Linked DNA regions of Homo sapiens: region 1 is linked to region 2. A link is a loop called in an ENCODE intact Hi-C map of the cell type or tissue named here. Cell type or tissue: CD4-positive, alpha-beta T cell. All regions are shown on one strand.

The links. Peaks named below come from ENCODE experiments on the same cell type or tissue, not always from the same donor. Only the 100,000 strongest peaks of a DNase experiment are listed, where the experiment ranks them.
Region 1: a loop joins it to region 2, with 5 times the contacts of the local background. A loop is called at or near these places in 2 of 110 quality-filtered maps.

What each region holds. Positions count from the first base shown.
Region 1 is chr7:152,673,926-152,677,925 of GRCh38, reverse strand. XRCC2 (X-ray repair cross complementing 2) reads left to right here and starts at 1,785. Exons shown (of 3, transcript NM_005431.2): 1 at 1,785-1,885. The coding sequence starts at 1,847. RefSeq lists silencers at 1,539-2,008, 2,309-2,398 and an enhancer at 1,464-2,308. In CD4-positive, alpha-beta T cell, no CTCF peak of the experiment used is centred here; a DNase peak (open chromatin) is centred at 1,735; H3K4me3 peaks cover 1,455 bases; H3K27ac peaks cover 447 bases.
Region 2 is chr7:151,347,993-151,351,992 of GRCh38, reverse strand. It overlaps NUB1 (negative regulator of ubiquitin like proteins 1), which reads right to left. Exons shown (of 15, transcript NM_001243351.2): 3 at 2,753-2,920; 4 at 511-569. Among named protein-coding and RNA genes, the nearest start is that of NUB1, 8.2 kb to the right of the region's middle. RefSeq lists an enhancer at 1,432-2,311. In CD4-positive, alpha-beta T cell, CTCF peaks have their summits at 1,315 and 1,514 (motif pointing right); DNase peaks (open chromatin) are centred at 762 and 1,862; H3K4me3 peaks cover 1,998 bases; H3K27ac peaks cover 3,021 bases.

The DNA of each region.
Region 1 (4,000 bases), 1.3 Mb before region 2:
TGTGTGGAATTGGACGAGGGGGTTGACCTACACATGTGGTTTGGTATACACATATCCTCATTACAGAGGGTGTAATGAAGATATAGGTGGTTCAGCACCATAGGAAAGGGAAAAAAGAAAAAAAAAAGACGGTAGAGGTGGCCTCCCAAGCATCCACTCCCACTCCTCTTGTTAATGATTCACAATTTGTTGTTATTGTTGTCATTTACTGTTCTCCACACCTTTCCACAAGGCCTGTGTGCTTTGAAAAAATATGTCTCTACTCCGGATAGAAGTGGGGCACACAGGGCCAGGCGCGGTGGCTCACGCCTGTAATCCCAGCACTTTGGGAGGCCGAGGCAGGCAGATCACAAGGTCAGGAGTTCGAGATCAGCCTGGCCAATATGGTGAAACCCCATCTCTACTAAAAATACAAAAATTAGCCTGGCGTGGTGGCACGTGCCTGTAGTCCCAGATACTTGGGAGGCTGAGGCAGAAGAATCACTTGAACCCGGGAGGCAGAGGTTGCAGTGAGCCGAGATGGTACCACTGCACTCCAGCCTGGGCGAGAGTGCAATGAGACTCCGTCTCCAAAAAAAAAAAAAAAAAGAAAAAAAGAAAAGTAAGTGGGGCACACGATTCAGGCCTAAGCTAACCAGACCAACCTCATTCCTGATGGTTGTTAATGTTTCAGATACGGGCCCGCAGCCCTACGTAGAGAAGAGGCCAAGGTAGAAAACATGAATCTGAGGTAAAAAGAAATGAGGTACTTGTTTGCCTCATCAAGCCTCTCAATTAAACTAACCTTGAAGCCTGTCTTACCTTTGGACTTCTAGTGATGTCACCCGGTAAAGCCCATTTGTTTCAGGACGTAAGAGTTGGGTTTTCTGTGACTTGGAACCAAAACCATTCCAATTTACAAAATGAGCAACTTTAATATTACCCATGAGAAATACTTCATTGGTATATGCTCTTTCCTAGCGTTTTTGAAAACTAAACTAGGTGGGTGAAAAGTATATCTTTGCATGAAACTTTTTCATTCCAGAAAACATTTTGTCATCTTGATAATAATGGCCAATGCTACTATATCCAAATTTTTGTCTTTTTTTTTTTTTGAGACAGAGTCTCGCTCTGCCGCTCAGGTGTGATGGCGCGATCTCGGCTCACTGCAACCTCTGCCTCCCTGGTTCAAGCGATTCTCCTGCCTCAGCCTCCCTGAGTAGCTGGGATTACAGGCATGCGCCACCACACCTGGCTAATTTTTGTATTTTTACTGTAGACGGGGTTTCACCATTTTGGCCAGGCTGGTCTCGAACTCCCGACTTCCAGTGATCCTCCTGCCTACCTCAAAAAGCAACTTGATAAATCCACAGGCTCGGTATATTTTAAAAATTCTTTTAAATACAGTATACTTTTCTCTTTTTTTCCAGAATTAACCATGAATCGCACACACAGCCAGAGGCTTTTAACCCGAGAACGGACAAAGGGGCCTGCTTGTGCAATACAATTATTTTTAATGGTTAAACAAATTAATACATAAGACCAGCTTTACCTAATATAATAATAACGAACCAAAGTTTACAACAGACAAGAAAAGCACCAGCTGTCCCCGCCACCCCGGAGCGATCTCCAAGGGGACGCGGGAGAGCGCCGCGGGGGACGCGGAAGTCTGACGTCACAGGAACTGGGGGCGGGGCGGGGAGGCCCGCACACCCTATTGCGCATGCTCCCGCCTCCCCGGCCGCGGCCTGGCGCAGTGCGCACGCGCGCGGGTGGGCGGGTTTGACTGGCCGTAGAGTCTGCGCAGTTGGTGAATGGCGTTGGTGGCGGGAAAGTTGAGTCTCTCCTGCGCCGAGCCTTCGGGGCGATGTGTAGTGCCTTCCATAGGGCTGAGTCTGGGACCGAGGTGAGAGCCGCCGGGTTGGGAGTGAGGGAGATGGGAACAAGGCCGCCGGTGGGCGAGGGGAGCCGAGGGAACCCGGGGGATTGGGAGGCTTGGGGCGGCGCGGCCTGGCCGGGCTGGGACCGGCCTCTCGGCCTAGACGCCCGCGATGCTGGCACCCTCTGCCACCTCTCACCTGGGCCCCAGGGGTCCGCCCCTGGGCAGCCTGGAGTCCTCCGAGGTGGGAGGACCGGGCGGAGGTGGAGGAAGTCTTTCTTTGGAAGACTTGCTGCCTGCCCAGATCGATATAACATACGAGGTCTCTCCTCCCAAGAGTTATGGTCTAAAAACCCCTCACAAATTAACTACCGTTGGAAATGTCAAGCTATGCAAGAAAAGCTAGAAAAGGGGAGGGGTCGCCCGTTGGAGCATTTGGAGCTTTTCTGGAACAGGTGGTGTTTGCGGAGGTTGCCTCACCTCCCTGTAGCCCACGTGTCTCTGCTTAGGGCAGCTGGCCCTCGCCACCCCCTAGTATTCGTTTCCAGCCCAGGTAGCTCCAGAGCCACACAAGCCGGTGGATGCCCCTCAAGAATTGAACCAAGTGTCCAGCACTTACTGTGTGTCAACTACGTGTTAAGGGATAGGAGTAAGCAACAAAAGACATAACTTCTGCCATTAAAGAACTAGTAAGGGAGGCTGCTGTAAGAATTACAGTATTGCACAAAAGTTTGTTGTCCATTAGAGGGGCGGGCATCATGGAAGATGCAGGAGGAGATGACTGAAGTTTCAAGGACCATTTGAAATGGTTTGGCAAGGAGAGGATGACATTCAGAGCGGAGACAGTCGGGAGTACATGGATTCTGAATTAAGCAAGAGCATGGCTAATTTAGATAACTGCAAGTATTTCTGTAAAATTGGAACAAAGGGAGTGAGGGACAATAGGTTGGGAAGTAAGCGCTGAGCAGTGGGCAGGGTATGAAGGATCTTTTATGCAGATGAGAGAGGAAGCAATCTCAAAAGAGTCAGCAAACATTTTTGTGGAGGGCCATGTGGTAAATATTTAGGCTTTGCAGGCCATGCCGTTTCTGTCACAGCCACTCAACTCTGCTGTTCTAATGGGAAGGCAGTCATAGATAAATAAAGGCACATGGCAGCGTTCCAATAAAGCTTTGTTTTTTGGATTTAGCCTGCTGGCCATAGTTTGATAATCCCTGTTCCTAAAGAGTAGAACCACTGCTTAGTATAAGAACGGCTACAGTTATAAACCATAGATATATATATATTTAAAAATATATTTATATATAATATATATTTAAAAATATATTTATATATAATATATATTTAAAAATATATTATATAAATATATATTTAAAAATATATTTATAATATAGATTATATAGAAAGTATATAATACATATAAACATATTTTTTATATATAAATATATATTTTTTTGAGATGAACTCTCGCTCTGTTGCCCAGGCTGGAGTGCAATGGTGCCATCTCAGCTCACTGCAACTTCCGCCTCCCGGGTTCAAGCGATTGTCCTGCCTCAGCCTCCCAAGTAGCTGGGATTACAGGCACACGCCACCACACCCAGCTAACTTTTGTATTTTTAGTAGAGACAGGGTTTCGCCGTGTTGGCGAGGCTAGTTTCGAACTCCTGACCTCAGGTGATCCGCCTCAGCCTCCCAGAGTGCTGGGATTACAGGTGTGAGCCACTGCGCCCGGCCAAAACCTTATATTTAAATGATTATTTGAAACCCAGGTTAAGGTCCGATGATTTTTGCAATCAGAACAAGCCTTGTATCCAAAAAATGAGAGTCTAGCACAGTTAAGTCATGGAACAAAGAATTTAACATCATATCCTTTGCCTGCCTTGTCTGTGTGGCAATCCTAAGCCTAGCTCATACTACTCTGGAGTGGAGTGGGGTGGAATGGTGAATAGGAAGCTAGGCAATTGGCGCTGCTCTATTTTCCTTTTTATTAACAAAACCAGTTAAGCCAGTCTCTTTCCCTTTAAGTGTCTTGGGAACTATGTGGCCACTGCCAAATTTGTTTGAACTCTAGCTTCTTTGCACATTCATCTACTTTGAATTTACTTGGAGGGATTGTGTTGAGGAATATATCTGAAGCCATAA
Region 2 (4,000 bases):
GAGATGAAATAACCCACCAGATCTCAAAGTTAGGATTTCACTAGTATGTGGCAAACGTGTGTGTGTGTGTGTGTGTTTTACAGATGGGCCAACAGCCTGAAATCAGATAAAACACCGTGCTGAAGGTCATAGCAAGCTATTAATACATTAGGGAAAAAAAATAGTAATTCAAAACTAATGAGCTAGTGAGTACCAGGTGTCTCCTGCTTGTATCACTCACTCATTCACTCAAACATGCACCAAGTGCCTACCATATGATAGGCATGGAGTTCCCACCTGCTCGGAAGTTACACCAGGAAATAGTGCTTGCAAGTCTTGAGTCCTCACTTTGCCACTTACCTACCAGTGACAGCTCTAATAAGTCCTTCAACCTCAAAGCCTCAATTTTCTCTTTTATAAAATGAAGATAATACCTGCCCTACCTATCTTAAGAGGACGCTCACAGAGGATCAAATAAGCCAATGTAAAAAGGCCCAGAGCACCTAGGACACAGAGCACACAGATACTTACTTGGACCTCAGTTCTCTGCCAGTGATGTGCAATCGGGTCTCCAACAAGTTTTTCCTATCCTGTTAAAAATAAGACAAAGTAAAACGTACTTGAATTTAACCCATTTTGGAGAGATTACCCTGTGAAATCAGAAAAGCTGACGGCAGAGGATATAAACTGAGTTCACTGTTAAAAACTAAAATGCTGCCTGCCTAGAAGTCTACTGAACATAACCCAGCACAGGCTGACCCTGTGACCTGCACGTCCTCAAGGGGGCGGCAGCGTGGCACCACCAGGCAGGGCTGCTCAGAGGGGCCGTCTCACACAGCTGGACGTCTTTAACATTTCAGAACATTTCCACCATCCCTCAAAGAAACACCATGGCCTGCACCCCATTCCCTCCCCTTTGCCCCCCAGCCCCTGGCAACCACTAATCCATTTTCTGCTGCTACAGATTTGCCTATTCCGGACATTTCATATAAATGGGATAGTGCAGTACGTGGCCTTTTGTGTCTGGCTTCTTCCCTGAGCATCATGTTTTCAGGTGCACCCACGTTGTGGACGCATCAGCACTTCATTCCTTTGCATTGTGAACAGTTTTCCATCGTATGAATAGACCACATTTATCTATCCCTTCATCTGTTGATGGACATTTGGACTATTTCCATCTCTCAGCTACTGAATAGTGTTGCTATGACCATTCATGTATGAGGTTTTACATATTAATATATATGTGGGCGGCAAGCCACCCAGGTGCCAAGGCAAGAGACCGAGGGCACAAATTGTTCCAGTATAATAAAGAAAATATATAGAATAAGAATAGTTACACTAGAAATAGATTATAGATATGATTATATATGAATATCATTATTAGTTTGTAGTATTACTCTTTATTTCAATATTACAATAATCTTTGTTCTACAATTATAACCTAGGAAAAACCAGGCCACACAGAGATAGGAGCTGAAGGGACACAGTGAGAAGTGACCAGAAGACAAGTGTGAGCCCTCTGTTATGCCCGAACAGGGCCACTAGAGGGCTCCCTCGTCTAGCGGTAACTCCAGTGCCCGGAAAGGCCCTCGTTACTTAGCAGACCTTGGTCTAGCGGTAGCGCCAGTGCCTGGGAAGGCACCTGTTACTTAGCAGACTGGGAAAGGGAGCCTCTCCCTGGGGTAGTTAGAGAAGACTCTGCTCCACCACCTCTTGTGGAAGGCCTGACATTAGTCAGGCCCGCCCACAGCCATCCAGAGGCCTAAACGTCTCCCTGTGACGCTGTGCTTCAGTGGTCCCGCTCCTGTTTCACTTTCATGTTCCGCTCTGTACACCTGGCTCCGCCTTCTAGATAGCAGCAGCAGAAAGTGAAAGTATTAACGTCTTTGATCTTTCTGAGAAGAGCATAGAAGAAATAATGACGTAAGCTGTCCTCTCTCTCCGCCTCGTCTACCTACAAGGGAAAGGCCCCCTGTCCGGTGGACACATGACTCCTGTGACCTTATCAATCATTGGAGATGACTCACAGTCCTTACCCTGCCCCTTCTGCCTTGTATCCAATAAATAACAGCACAGCCAGGCATTCGGGGCCACTACCGGTTTCCGCGTCTAGGTGGTAGTGGTCCTCCGGGCCCAACTGTCTTTTCTTCTATCTCTTTGTCTTGTGTGTTTATTTCTACGATCTCTTGTCTCCGCACATGAGGAGAAAAACCACAGACCCAGTAGGGCTGGAGCCTATGCTCTTATTTCTTCTGAGAGTGCTGGCATCGATCAGTCCCAAGAGGCTCTGGGTGCCTTGCCACAGTGACATTTCTAGATGCAAACTACCTGGCCATGGCAATGAGAGGAGGTGACCCCACCCAGATCTCCTCGGCCCTGCTTGAGAGCACTCAGCGGACTGCCCTCTGACCTCTACTGGAACAGGAAAAGGATGAAGCCTTCTGTGCTGTGTCCTCCTGCACAGGCTTCTAGGAAACTTGGGAATCCTTTATTCCCCATTATTTCTCAACGTTCACACGCTAGAAAGGATCAGAATGTGACATACAGCTCTGTGGCATTTTAGAAGCCCAAGAGGGTCTCTAAAAGCCTACCTTGGGAATGTTCCAGTTTAAGAATTTGTAACATTGACTTTCAAGCTGATAAATTGTTCAATATGTAAAGTCACTTAAAAGAATTCTGACTTTGGATTGTAACTTTCCAAACAACAACAATTTATTTGACCTCATCACTAACTGGACATTAGTGCCTACTCAAATTTAGGGAAATTACTCACTTTTTTTAGTCTTGGTGGTAAAAACACCTCGATTGTAGCAATTCCCGTTGTTCTATAATTGTCATTTCCTGTTCCACGCTCAATTGCCTTGCAACGTATTTCTTCTATTACCTTTTCTACTTCATTTTCACAGCATTCTAGTCTGTCAGAGTACTGCTTAGCAAGGTCCTATCAAGAAAAATCAGAAAATGCAATACTGACTTAAAAAAAAAAAGGCAAAATATAGAAAAGGGCATGAAAGACTCTAAGGCCATCAACTCTGATGAGTGGAGGTCGCCCCGTTACACTGCAGTCCACACTGTGGTTTGACATCTTGAGAGGTGTGGAGTTTAGAGAGGCCAGGAAAAAGTGAAAACACTTATTTGAGACTGGGCGCGGTGGCTCATGCCTGTAATCCCAGCACTTTGGGAGGCCGAGGCAGGCGCATCACTTGAGGTGATGAGTTTGGGACCAGCCTGGCCAACATGGTGAAACCCCATAACTACTTAAATACAAAAATTAGCTGGGCATGGTGGCGTGTGCCTGTAGGCCCAGCTACTTGGGGGGCTGAGGCAGGAGAATCGCTTGAACCCAGGAGGCAGAGGCTGCAGTGAGCCAAGATTGTGCCACTGTACTCCACCCTGGGTGACAGAGCAAGACTCCGCCTCAAAAAAAAAAAAAAAAAAAAAAAAGCAAAAAGCAAAAAACAAAAACATTTATTTGATAAATGTTTTCTACCTACAAATAGTAAAATAATAATAATAATAGAGAATCTTCTAAGGAGAAGAAAAGGGTGGGCTATGACTTATGTGACTGTGATCTATTTAAAAAGTATAATGAACTGTTCAACTCCACTGGAAGGGAAAATGAAAAAAAAACCCAGAAAATATTCCAATTTTTCAAACTTGTGAGAACAAATCAAGTTGGACTTAAACAATTCTCTTAATGAAAATCTGTGAATCATGGGTACTAGTTGTAAAACTATTTGTAAGGGAGAGCTTTAGAATTGAGAAAAAAAAGAAGATTGAAAGGGCTCAAGAAAGGATGGGAACCAGTTATTACTGAGAGCAAAGTCATTATGGTTCCTCCCCAAAAAAATCCAGATGAGTATCTCTAATCTAAAAATCTGAAATCGCCAAAATTCAGCATCTGGAGATGCTCAAAGGAAATGCACACTGAAGTATTTTGAATTTTGAATTTTCAGATTAGGATGCCCAACTAGTAGGTATAAAGCAAACATTCCAAAATCCAAACACACTTCCAGTCCCA